3 separate regions of the Homo sapiens genome follow, and all the other regions are linked to region 1. The links are chromatin contacts, found by Hi-C or POLR2A ChIA-PET in ENCODE. All regions are on one chromosome and are shown on one strand. Each heading gives the region's core, a stretch centred on a gene start or an enhancer-like site at or near the end of the contact. The rest is flanking DNA. Distances are from core to core; before and after follow the strand shown. Region 1 holds the start of SCUBE3-AS1 (SCUBE3 antisense RNA 1). Region 2 holds the start of BRPF3-AS1 (BRPF3 antisense RNA 1). Region 3 holds the start of SRPK1 (SRSF protein kinase 1).

Evidence for each region. Hi-C counts contacts between places; a loop is a spot of excess contacts on that map. ChIA-PET counts read pairs that join two places held with the same protein, here RNA polymerase II (POLR2A). Pooled maps may share reads with other maps.
Region 2: a pooled map shows a loop between it and region 1 (15-fold over the local background). The contact joins the promoter of BRPF3-AS1 here to the promoter of SCUBE3-AS1 in region 1. A Hi-C loop is called at or near these places in 8 of 50 pooled maps.
Region 3: a loop to region 1 is called in a map of naive thymus-derived CD4-positive, alpha-beta T cell, with 21 times the contacts of the local background. The contact joins the promoter of SRPK1 here to the promoter of SCUBE3-AS1 in region 1. A Hi-C loop is called at or near these places in 1 of 168 maps with a recorded cell type or tissue (naive thymus-derived CD4-positive, alpha-beta T cell) and 9 of 50 pooled maps. POLR2A ChIA-PET finds 5 or more read pairs at or near these places in 1 of 52 experiments (H1).

What each region holds. Positions count from the first base shown.
Region 1 is chr6:35,257,931-35,260,896 of GRCh38, forward strand. It overlaps SCUBE3-AS1 (SCUBE3 antisense RNA 1), which reads right to left and starts at 1,525. Exons shown (of 4, transcript XR_001744102.2): 1 at 1,360-1,525. ZNF76 (zinc finger protein 76) reads left to right here and starts at 1,805. Exons shown (of 14, transcript NM_003427.5): 1 at 1,805-1,911. RefSeq lists silencers at 1,788-1,907, 1,918-2,237.
Region 2 is chr6:36,195,654-36,198,619 of GRCh38, forward strand. BRPF3-AS1 (BRPF3 antisense RNA 1) reads right to left here and starts at 1,550. Exons shown (of 3, transcript NR_187147.1): 1 at 384-1,550. BRPF3 (bromodomain and PHD finger containing 3) reads left to right here and starts at 1,091. Exons shown (of 13, transcript NM_015695.3): 1 at 1,091-1,317. RefSeq lists a silencer at 706-1,445 and an enhancer at 1,796-1,845.
Region 3 is chr6:35,919,629-35,922,594 of GRCh38, forward strand. It overlaps SRPK1 (SRSF protein kinase 1), which reads right to left and starts at 1,470. Exons shown (of 16, transcript NM_003137.5): 1 at 1,416-1,470; 2 at 840-900. The coding sequence starts at 1,428. RefSeq lists silencers at 1,133-1,722, 1,753-1,812.

The DNA of each region.
Region 1 (2,966 bases), core at 275-2,774:
CTGTATCTATAAGGTACTTTTTCTTTTTCTTTTTTTTTTTCTTTTTTTGAGACGGAGTCACACTGTTGCCCGCGCTGGACTGCAATGGTGCGATCTTGGCTCACTGCAACCTCCGCCTCCCGGGTTCAAGCAATTCTCCTGCCTCAACCTCCGGAGTAGCTGGGATTACAGGCGCCCGCCACCACGCCCAGCTAATTTTTTTGTATTTTTAGTAGAGAGGGGGGGTTTCACTATGTTGACCAGGCTGGTCTCGAACTCCTGACCTCGTGATCCGCCCGCCTCAGCCTCCCAAAGTGCTGGGATTACAGGCGTTTAAGCCACGGCGCCCGGCCTATAAGTTATTTTCTATGGGAAATAACTTGTCAAACTTCCACCAAAAAGGAATGGAAAGAGGGCAGCATAGTGGCCAGGCAGTTTATTTCCATACTAGGAGATACAGAAGGGATTAATTCTAACCGTAGGAATTCTAACCATCAAATGTCACTCACTGGCCTACCTAAACTGAACTCTGGTCCCAGCCAGAACAAGTCAGGAAGAGGGGATGTCTAAGACCGAAAGGGGGGCTTTCTAGTTAAGCTCTTCAGGCAGGAGAGGAAAAGGATGCCCGCATCCCCAAAGACACCTTTAGCTACCACAAGCCCCAAACCCCGTACTTTGTAACTGTGTCTAGTTTACGTCCTTTAAAAATTATTCTTATTAAGTTAAATTGTTTTCGGGGCGGGGAAGATACAAAAGAAACCAGTTAAAGTCTGAAAGGATAGAGAGGGGAAAGTTTCTCACCTCATTCTTCCAGCCACCCAGTTCCTCTCCTAAAAGGCAATCTTTACCAGTTCCTTCTCTAACGCCCCTCCTTTTTAATTTGATTTTTTACCGAAAGCTCGCTCCCTTTTAATTTTCCCTCAGGTTTCTGAAAATTTCCCAATCGCAGCCCCTCCCAGCAGGGAAATAGTAAAGGGGCTTGGTTTTTATGTTCAACCCAAAGCAAGCCTACAAAAGGGAGTAGTCGGTTTCGAGCCTGACGGTGGAGCTGACGCGGGAATGAGAGAGAACCTGAGAAGACCGCCAGGGCGCCCTCCCTGCGGAGGCGAGTCCCTCACCGCCCCTCTACATCGTCCTTTTCAATAAGGAGCTCTTAATACCTGCAACTGCTTCCTTCAAGGGGTGGCTGGAAGATCAGTAGGCAAGGCCTGCGGACTGCGCACCTTAAAGCGCTTCGGGACCGTAAGACAGTGAGTGCTGAGCGCGCGGCCGGGAAGAAGCCTGGAGGCTCTGAGCTCGGAGGACAGAGACCGAAGCCCCAGGGCCTGCGTCCCTCACAACCTGCGCCTCCTGTCCTCCCGCGCTACTCCCGAAGCGCACCTTCTCGCCCGCAGGCCGCAGAAGTGATGACGCAAAGCCCTCGGGGCCTCCGCCACCTCCTCACGCTTCTGCTGGACCGAATCCTTGGAATGGACAGGTAGCGGTTCCCGATTGCTATAGCGACGACCCGGCTCCGAGCCGCGCCCAGGCCCTGACCCGGGCGTCGTGACGTCAGCACGCCTTCCCTGGGCGCTCAGCCTCGCTGGCCATGCGTCACCCCGGCCTTGGTGGGGGCGGGGCTCCGAAGAGCTCGGTTCAGATCCCGGCCGCCTGGGCTCCAGGAGCCCCGGAACCAGGATAAGTTGGATGGCTGCCGCGGCGAAGCGGGGGGCGGGGTGGACCGTGCCCGGTATTTTCTATACGGGTTCCGGGGCCCGGTAGAGGCGCGCCAAGAGGAAAGGAAAGTGCGGCGGCCCTGGAACCTGGATATCGCGCGAGGCAAGCTGCGCGCGGGCGGGCGGGCTATGGCGCAGGCGGGTTGTGGGGCCGGCGCTGGTGGCGGGGCCCGGTGCATGGCGGTCTGTCGGCGGAGTCGCCCTCGGGGGCTGTCAGGTTGGTGGCTGCGGGAGGAGTGGGCCAACCATGCCCAGGGCGGGAGGCCGGGCGGGCGCAGGACCCCGGGAAGGTCCCGAGCCCGGCGTGCCCACCTCCCTCCGGCCCTAGCAGGGCGGCCTGGCCGCTGGACCGCGGCCGGGCCCCCTCCCCCACCCAGGGTCCCTGCCCCTCTTTTCCGCCTTGCGGCTCCTCCCCCGTGACTCCCAAACCTCACCCCGTGACGGCGCCCGCCTCCACCCTTGTGACCCCACACCCCACCCACTGACCCCAAGACCTCACCAGGTAACCGTTGGTTATTATTCATTGGCTGCTAACCCAGGAATTTCCCCAGCACTTCTCAGAGACCCACCAACCAGTGACTCCCTCAGTTTTAATCCGGTGACTCACATGACCCTGAGATCCCCACACTCCTCCTTAGTGACCCCCAAACCTGGGTAACCCTCCTGGCCCAGTAACCCCCCCGATTCTACCTTGTGTTCCCCACAAACTCGGTGACTCCCCTCAAAACTCTGCTGGCGACTCCTAAGCCCTACTCCAATAGTTTTCCACGCACTCACCTTGTACACAACCCTCAGTATCTTTATCCTGTAGCCGTATGACCCTCGTTCCACGTCTGCCTTTATCCTAAAATCACCCCCACTGGCATCTCTCTCTGCGATCCCAGCCCTTCAGTGTCAATCAGCACATGACTTACAAGCGTCCAGCACCTTTCTGGTGCTAAGGAGGATATAGAGATTAATATGAAGTAGTAATAATTGGAGGCATCAGAGAATTCTGGATCAATCCAGAATCCAGTCAATCCAGTGTGTGGTCCCAGCTCTGTCACTGCTGTGCTTTAGGGACCTGTGAGAAGTCCCCTCCTCAGTCTGGACCTCAGTTTCTCATCATGACTGTGATGAGGTTGGGTTAGATGATCTTTGAGTTTCCTTCCGTCTGTGAAATTGTGAAATTATGCAGTTCTCAGTCAAGATAATAATTTTTTGCAATCATTTTTGTACCCCACCCTGGAAATTTCCTCTTGTAACCTCATCCCAGGATCTGCTTGCATCATG
Region 2 (2,966 bases), core at 300-2,799, 940 kb after region 1:
TTTACAGGCAGCTTATCCATACGTCCTTTATAAACATCATTATGTATTGGTGCTTAAGACTTCAGTCACATGAGGTAAGCTTTCCAGTTTACAGGCAAAAGGGGGTGGCAATGGAGCCCTTTTCTTTATTTTTTTGTTTTTTTAGATCAAAACAAAAGCCAGTTTGGTCTGATGCTGCCATTTGTCAAGCATCTTTTAGAAAGCCGCCTAATGCATTAAATTAACCAAGTCAGGTTTAAAGTGTTTCCCATGCCCACAGTGACAGACGAGTTACCAGGCATGCTTAAGCAGACTGTCAAACTTTTGTTTACTCCTTTTAAACGGAAAGTCAGATTTTTTTTTTTTTTTTTTAAAAGATGTGTGGTGCGGAACAAGACGCTCACCTGTACACAACAAAGGCAGGTCTTTCCCGGCTGTCCTCACTGGGGGAGGGGATGGACAATCGCTAGACCTTTGTCCTCAGGTCCTGGGCATGGGGGTTAGGGGAGACGCGACTTTCTGGGAGTCGTGCAGGCACCTGCAGTCAAGAAACTACATATTGGTTTTGACCTCAATGACTGCCCTGGCTTAACCTTTGGAGAGGCCCTTTAGTTCGGGGAGGGGGCTTGCTGCTCCAAACCGTAGCCACGTCACCCACAAGGACTGGGGAGGAAATGACTGACCGCTCAAGAGTCAGGGACCCCTGTCTCTCCCAACTAGACCCGAACGTCCACAGCCCTCTTATCGGGCTCGCCCCGTGGCGGGCAGGGCCGTGGTGCGCAGGGATCGCGGCGGGCGCAGACCCGGTCTCTTGCTCGGTGTCCCCGCCGCGCCCGCACCGCCACCGTGAGGCCGAGCCGGGGATGGTGCCCCGTGGCGGCGGCGGCGGCGCCTCCGCGCTCCTCTCCGCACCGCCCCGGCCGCCGCCGCGCCAGGCACGGGCGGGGGGATTTTTTTCCCGTTTCCCCCTCTTTCGCGCTCTCGCTCCTGTTCAGCGGGAGAGCCCGCAGAGTCAGGGAGGGAGCGAGGGAAGGGGTGGAGGTGGCGGGGGGAGGCCGGAGGGGCGGATCCTGCCTGGGGGCTGATCCCTCCCTCCCCTCGGCCGGGCTCCGTGGCGGCAGCGGCAGCAGCGGCGGCTCCATTCCCCCTCCTCCCCCGGGAGCGGCGGCGGCGGCCGGGCCGGGGCCCCAGCGCGGGCCGGGAGGGGGCACGGCGGAGGCCACGGAGGCAGGCGCGGGAGAAGACCGCGCTCCGCTTCCCGGGCCGCGCCGACCTGCTCGGCGGCCTGCCCGCCCGCGCCCAGGGGCCCCGAACGGTGGGGCCGGGCAGGCGGCTGAGGTAATGGGGGCGGCAGCGGGGCCGGACAGAGCGGGGGCGGGGGCATCGGGGCCTTCGGGGACCAGGGACTGCACGGGGGGAAACCGGAGAAGCGGGGGGCTTTCCGAGCAGGGCGGGGGCGGTGCGAAAGCTCTCTCCTGGAGCGAGGGCGGCGGCAGGGAAGGAGAAGGCGGGTGAGCGGGGGAGCTGAGAAGCGAGGACCCCCTCCCGCAGCCGCCATCTTGTCTCCCCCCCCAGCCCTGGATTCCGAGCCGCTAAGCCCCGCCCCCGCCACGCCTTCCAATTGGCCTGGCCAGACGAGAGTCCCGCCCCTTGAGCGGCCCTAGGTCCCCTGGGTCCCTCTGACGGGCAGGTGACGCAGCCAATGGGTTCTCGCCTCTCCGCCCCGCTCATTCGCTGGCGCTCGCTTTCTCTGTCTGAGGGTCGGACTCCACGTCAGGCTGTCTCTGGTGCGCTCGCCCCTCCCCTCTGAGGAGATGTTATTTCCCTCCTTTCTTCTCCGAGGGGTCAAGATTCTTCTGGAAGAGGTGCCCCCTTAAAGGAGCAGGAGCCTTGGCTGGGGTCCTCCTTGTCTCCTGAGTATCTTGTGTGAGGTGCAGGGGATACAGTCTAATTGCAGAAGCTCCTCATTCTTCGGGGACCTGGATGGGGTGGGTGAGCGAGGGGTCAGGGGGTGCCGAGGGGAAATCTGGGGGGGCGGGGGTTGTTGGAGATATTTTGGAGGTGTGTATGTGGGAAGGGCTGTGTAGGTTGAGAAACTCCCGCCAAAAAACTCGTCTAGACTGTAAGCTCCTTGTGGGCGAAACTCTTTTCATTTCCCTCATCAGCAGTCCCTTCCCCCTCTAGAGTTTCTCCCCGGTGTCTGGAGGCGTGGGTGGGACAAAACACGTCTGTGTAGAGTCTTGCATGGTCGAGAGATGCTTGAGCAGCCGAGGAGGTGGCAGGTGGGGAAGGAGAAGATGGAGCGGCTTTCATGAAAGTGGGCGCCGCACCGCCTGTCTGCGCTGTTTGGGGTCGGTGTGGAGGCAGATGTTCTCACCTCTTCTAGGGCCTCGGTGCCTTTGGAGGGGTGGGTGATGAAGCAGGTCTGTTGGCCCTGTCTGCCCCCAGGGACTTGGCATTTGTAAGGAATCCAGTAGCCAAGGGCCTCTGGAACCCGGACAGAATTGCTGCGATGATTCTGTTTCCTTTGGCTCCAAATGGGGTGTGTGCCAGCCCGCCTGGCACTGCTCCTCAGCCAAATTGGTTTTTTGTTTGTTTCAGTCACACTTTGGGATTGGAAGGCCTTTCAAGTAAAGATGTTAATAATACCTTATTAACAAGTAGCACCTAGAGAGCTAGATTGTGTTACCCTCATTTTACTGATGGAGTATGGAGGCATAGAGAGCTTAAGGGACTTTCTCTAGGTCACAGAGGGCCAAGATTAGAACCTAGATTGCCCCAGAGCCTCGTTTTGTACCAGACCATAGCACCTCTGTGGTGTTCTTAATTCCCACTGAGAGGAATTGAGCATCGGAAGACCTGGGTTCAAATTGTAGCGTTATCACTTACTAGCTTTACGTTGAGTGACATCTTTCTGAGCTTCTGTGTAGATGATAATAGCTACACCATCTCCTAAGGTAGTTGTGAGAAATATTAAAAGTAAGAGG
Region 3 (2,966 bases), core at 220-2,719, 660 kb after region 1:
AAGGCTTAGCCTCACTTGCTGCTAAGCCTGCTACCTGAGTTTCTACTAGGCTGTGACCAACTTTTGAACTTGCCACGATAGCACTAAACTACTGTTATGCATCCTACTGATAAAACTGGACATGTGGCGCTTAATACGCCAAACCAGAATCATCAATGTTTGTTAAAGAACTCTCCCGTTACTATTGTGATGTCCACTCCGGAAGATTATCTGCATCTGGTTGAGGTTTAGACAGAAGAGAAGCAGTTAACAGACACCGACTGTATACACAGCGGTCTGCCGGCACACTGCAAAAAAGCCGATACGCCTTACAGGCTCAGGAAGTTGACTAACCCAGGGAAAAGCCCCATGCCCTCCTCTATGAAAGGGAGTGTGTGGTTGGTAGAACCCAAAGTAAACACGGAAAAATTCATTCAAGAATTTCCTTAAGGCCTACCGTGAAGACGTCGGAGGCAAGTTAAGACGTTGGGGAGCAGGTAAGAGAGACCAGAGTTCAGAAACAGACCGATAATGATCTACCAGCTCCGGTGGGGAGGTCCAAGCTAGGGGAGTTTGTGCCTCCTCTGTGGAGTTGGGGAGGAAAGGTACCGGGCGGGCTCTGGTCCTCCTCCGACAGCCCTTTCCAGCAGGCCCGGGGCTGCTAAGACCCAGGCCTGGCGTTGAGCAACAGCAGCTCTCTTCCACATGGTTGCTGGAGAGCGACCCTCCGAGCTGCCCCGAGGCCATGTGGCTGCAGCCACAGGGTGCCCAAACCCGGTGCACGTTCAAGACGTGAAACCAGAGCAGAGAAGGTGCCGGAGGAAAATCCAAAGAATGGGATGTTGGGGTACAAGACTCACTTCCTTTGGGCTTTGTCCTTCTTGGCCTTGGTCCTTTTCTTTCGGGCCTGGAGCGCAAGCACTGCAGGAGAGAGGGATGGATGAAGGGCGAATGTGGAGGAAAGGAGGCGACCAAGGTGAGGGTGGAGACCCAGCAGGGGCGCCAGGCCCGGCTGCGGGGCCTGCCTCGGGGGCGGCTGCGGGCTCCGGCGAGGCGGCCGGCCGTGGGGCTGGCGGCCCACGGGGCGCAGAGCAGCGCCCGGGCGGGATGCGCCGGAGGGGTCTCAGGCCGGGTCAGGGGGCGGGCGGGTGGGGGTCTGCGTCGCCCGCCAAGGGCCGGGCCCTGGAGTGGCCCCAAGGCGCGAGCCGGCCTGGCGGGGAACAAGGGGCGGCTACGGCCGGCGCCAGAGGACGCCCGGACTGAGGGGCGCGGACCCGCAGCCCAGAGGCAGGGGGTGTGGGGCGGCGCCACCTCAGTGGAGGGGCGCCGCACGTCCGGGAACCGAACCGCGGCAGTTAAGCGAAGCTCCCGGCGCTGACCCGGGCCTCGCCCCGGCGACCATTGCCCCTCGTGGCGGAGGCCGCTCCACCGCTCACCTTTCCGCTCCATGGTGAGACCGGTAATCGCCAGGCGCCTGCGCACTCGAGTGGCGGCGACTCCCGCTCCCGCCGCGGCCCAAAACCGAGCCCGCTCACACTCCGCCCTCAGTCCCGCCCCACCCCCGCCCCACGATGCCGCGCGCTTGCGCGTTGGGCGCGGAGCCTACCACCTGCTCCCGAGGAGGGGGCGGCAAGGAGAGGGAGGGGGCGCAGCGGGGAGGAACGCCGGGGTGAACGTTGAAGGAGTGTTAGAGATCCAAGCTTGGAAACCTGGCAAGGTTAGTTTTGTTCTATTTGTTTAGAAAAGGCGCAGAGAGCGGCAGGGCTCTCTGCATGCTGCTGAGTCAGAGCTTCGGAGGCAACTGGGATCTGCCTCAGTTTCCTGGCCTGTAAAATGGATTAATCAGGCATGTCCCAGTTTCTCCTTCCCTGAGCTATTGTGAGCCCAGTTGAGATACTATTTAAAGAAAATGGAAAAAAATTACATGTGAGAAAGAAAAGGGAGTGGGAGCAACACAAAAAGACTGGAAGGAAAGAACCTGTGACCCTATTATCACTTGAAAAGTAAAAACTTCAAAAGTGAATTTTCTCTTGAAATTTCAAGTTTAAGTGAAAGCTGTAAAGGAAAGAAGGGGAAATGAGAATAAAAACGTTTAATGTTTTCTTATTCTACCACCTTCAATACATGATAAAGCTGTCTTGTTTATAAGTTTTTTTTGTTTTTATTTTCTAAGTGCATTATCTCATTTGATGTTTATGGCAACTTAAAGGCAAAATAGTTATTACTTCCATTACACAAAGACACTAAACTTAAGAGGGCCTGCCTATATGTTCAGAATCTTGGTGTACGACCCAGTTATTTAATCATGAAGCCCTTATTGTATAGCAGGCTCAGCAAAGTTTTTCTTTGGGCCGTACAGTAAATATTTAGGCTTTGTGGACCATAAGATCTCTTTCTCAGCTACTCAACTCTGCCATTGGAGCTCAAAAGCAGTCATAGAAAATATGGGCTGTGTTCCTATAAAGATTTATGTATGGACACTGAAATTTGAATTTCATATAATTTTCACGTCATAAAATGTTCTTCTATTGATTTAAACATGGTCTTTGTTAGGTTTTGAAGGGAAGGTGAGGGTTAAAGAAAGACAGAGAGAGCAGTCTTGCTCTGCTGCCTAGGCCGGAGTACAGTGGCATGATCTCGGCTCACTGCAGCCTGGACATCCAGGGCTCAAGTGATCCTCCCACCTCAGCCTCCCAAGGTGCTGGAATTACAGGTGTGAGCCACTGAGCCAGGCCCTTTTGATCTTTTTTCAACCGTTTCAACGGTTATTCTTATTTCAGATCTTAGTTTACCAACCCATGTTGTAAAGTACCGCAGCTGGACAGAGTGGAAGCTCTGAAGACCTTTGCTCTGAACAAGTAATTGAGAAGGGAAGATGAGAGGGCAATAGTACAGCACAAGTCAAGCATGGGGGCTTTGGCAGAACTTATTGAGCAAAGTAAGTAATTAAGCCCATCCAGAGAAGGCAGTTTTTGAGCTGGGTATTA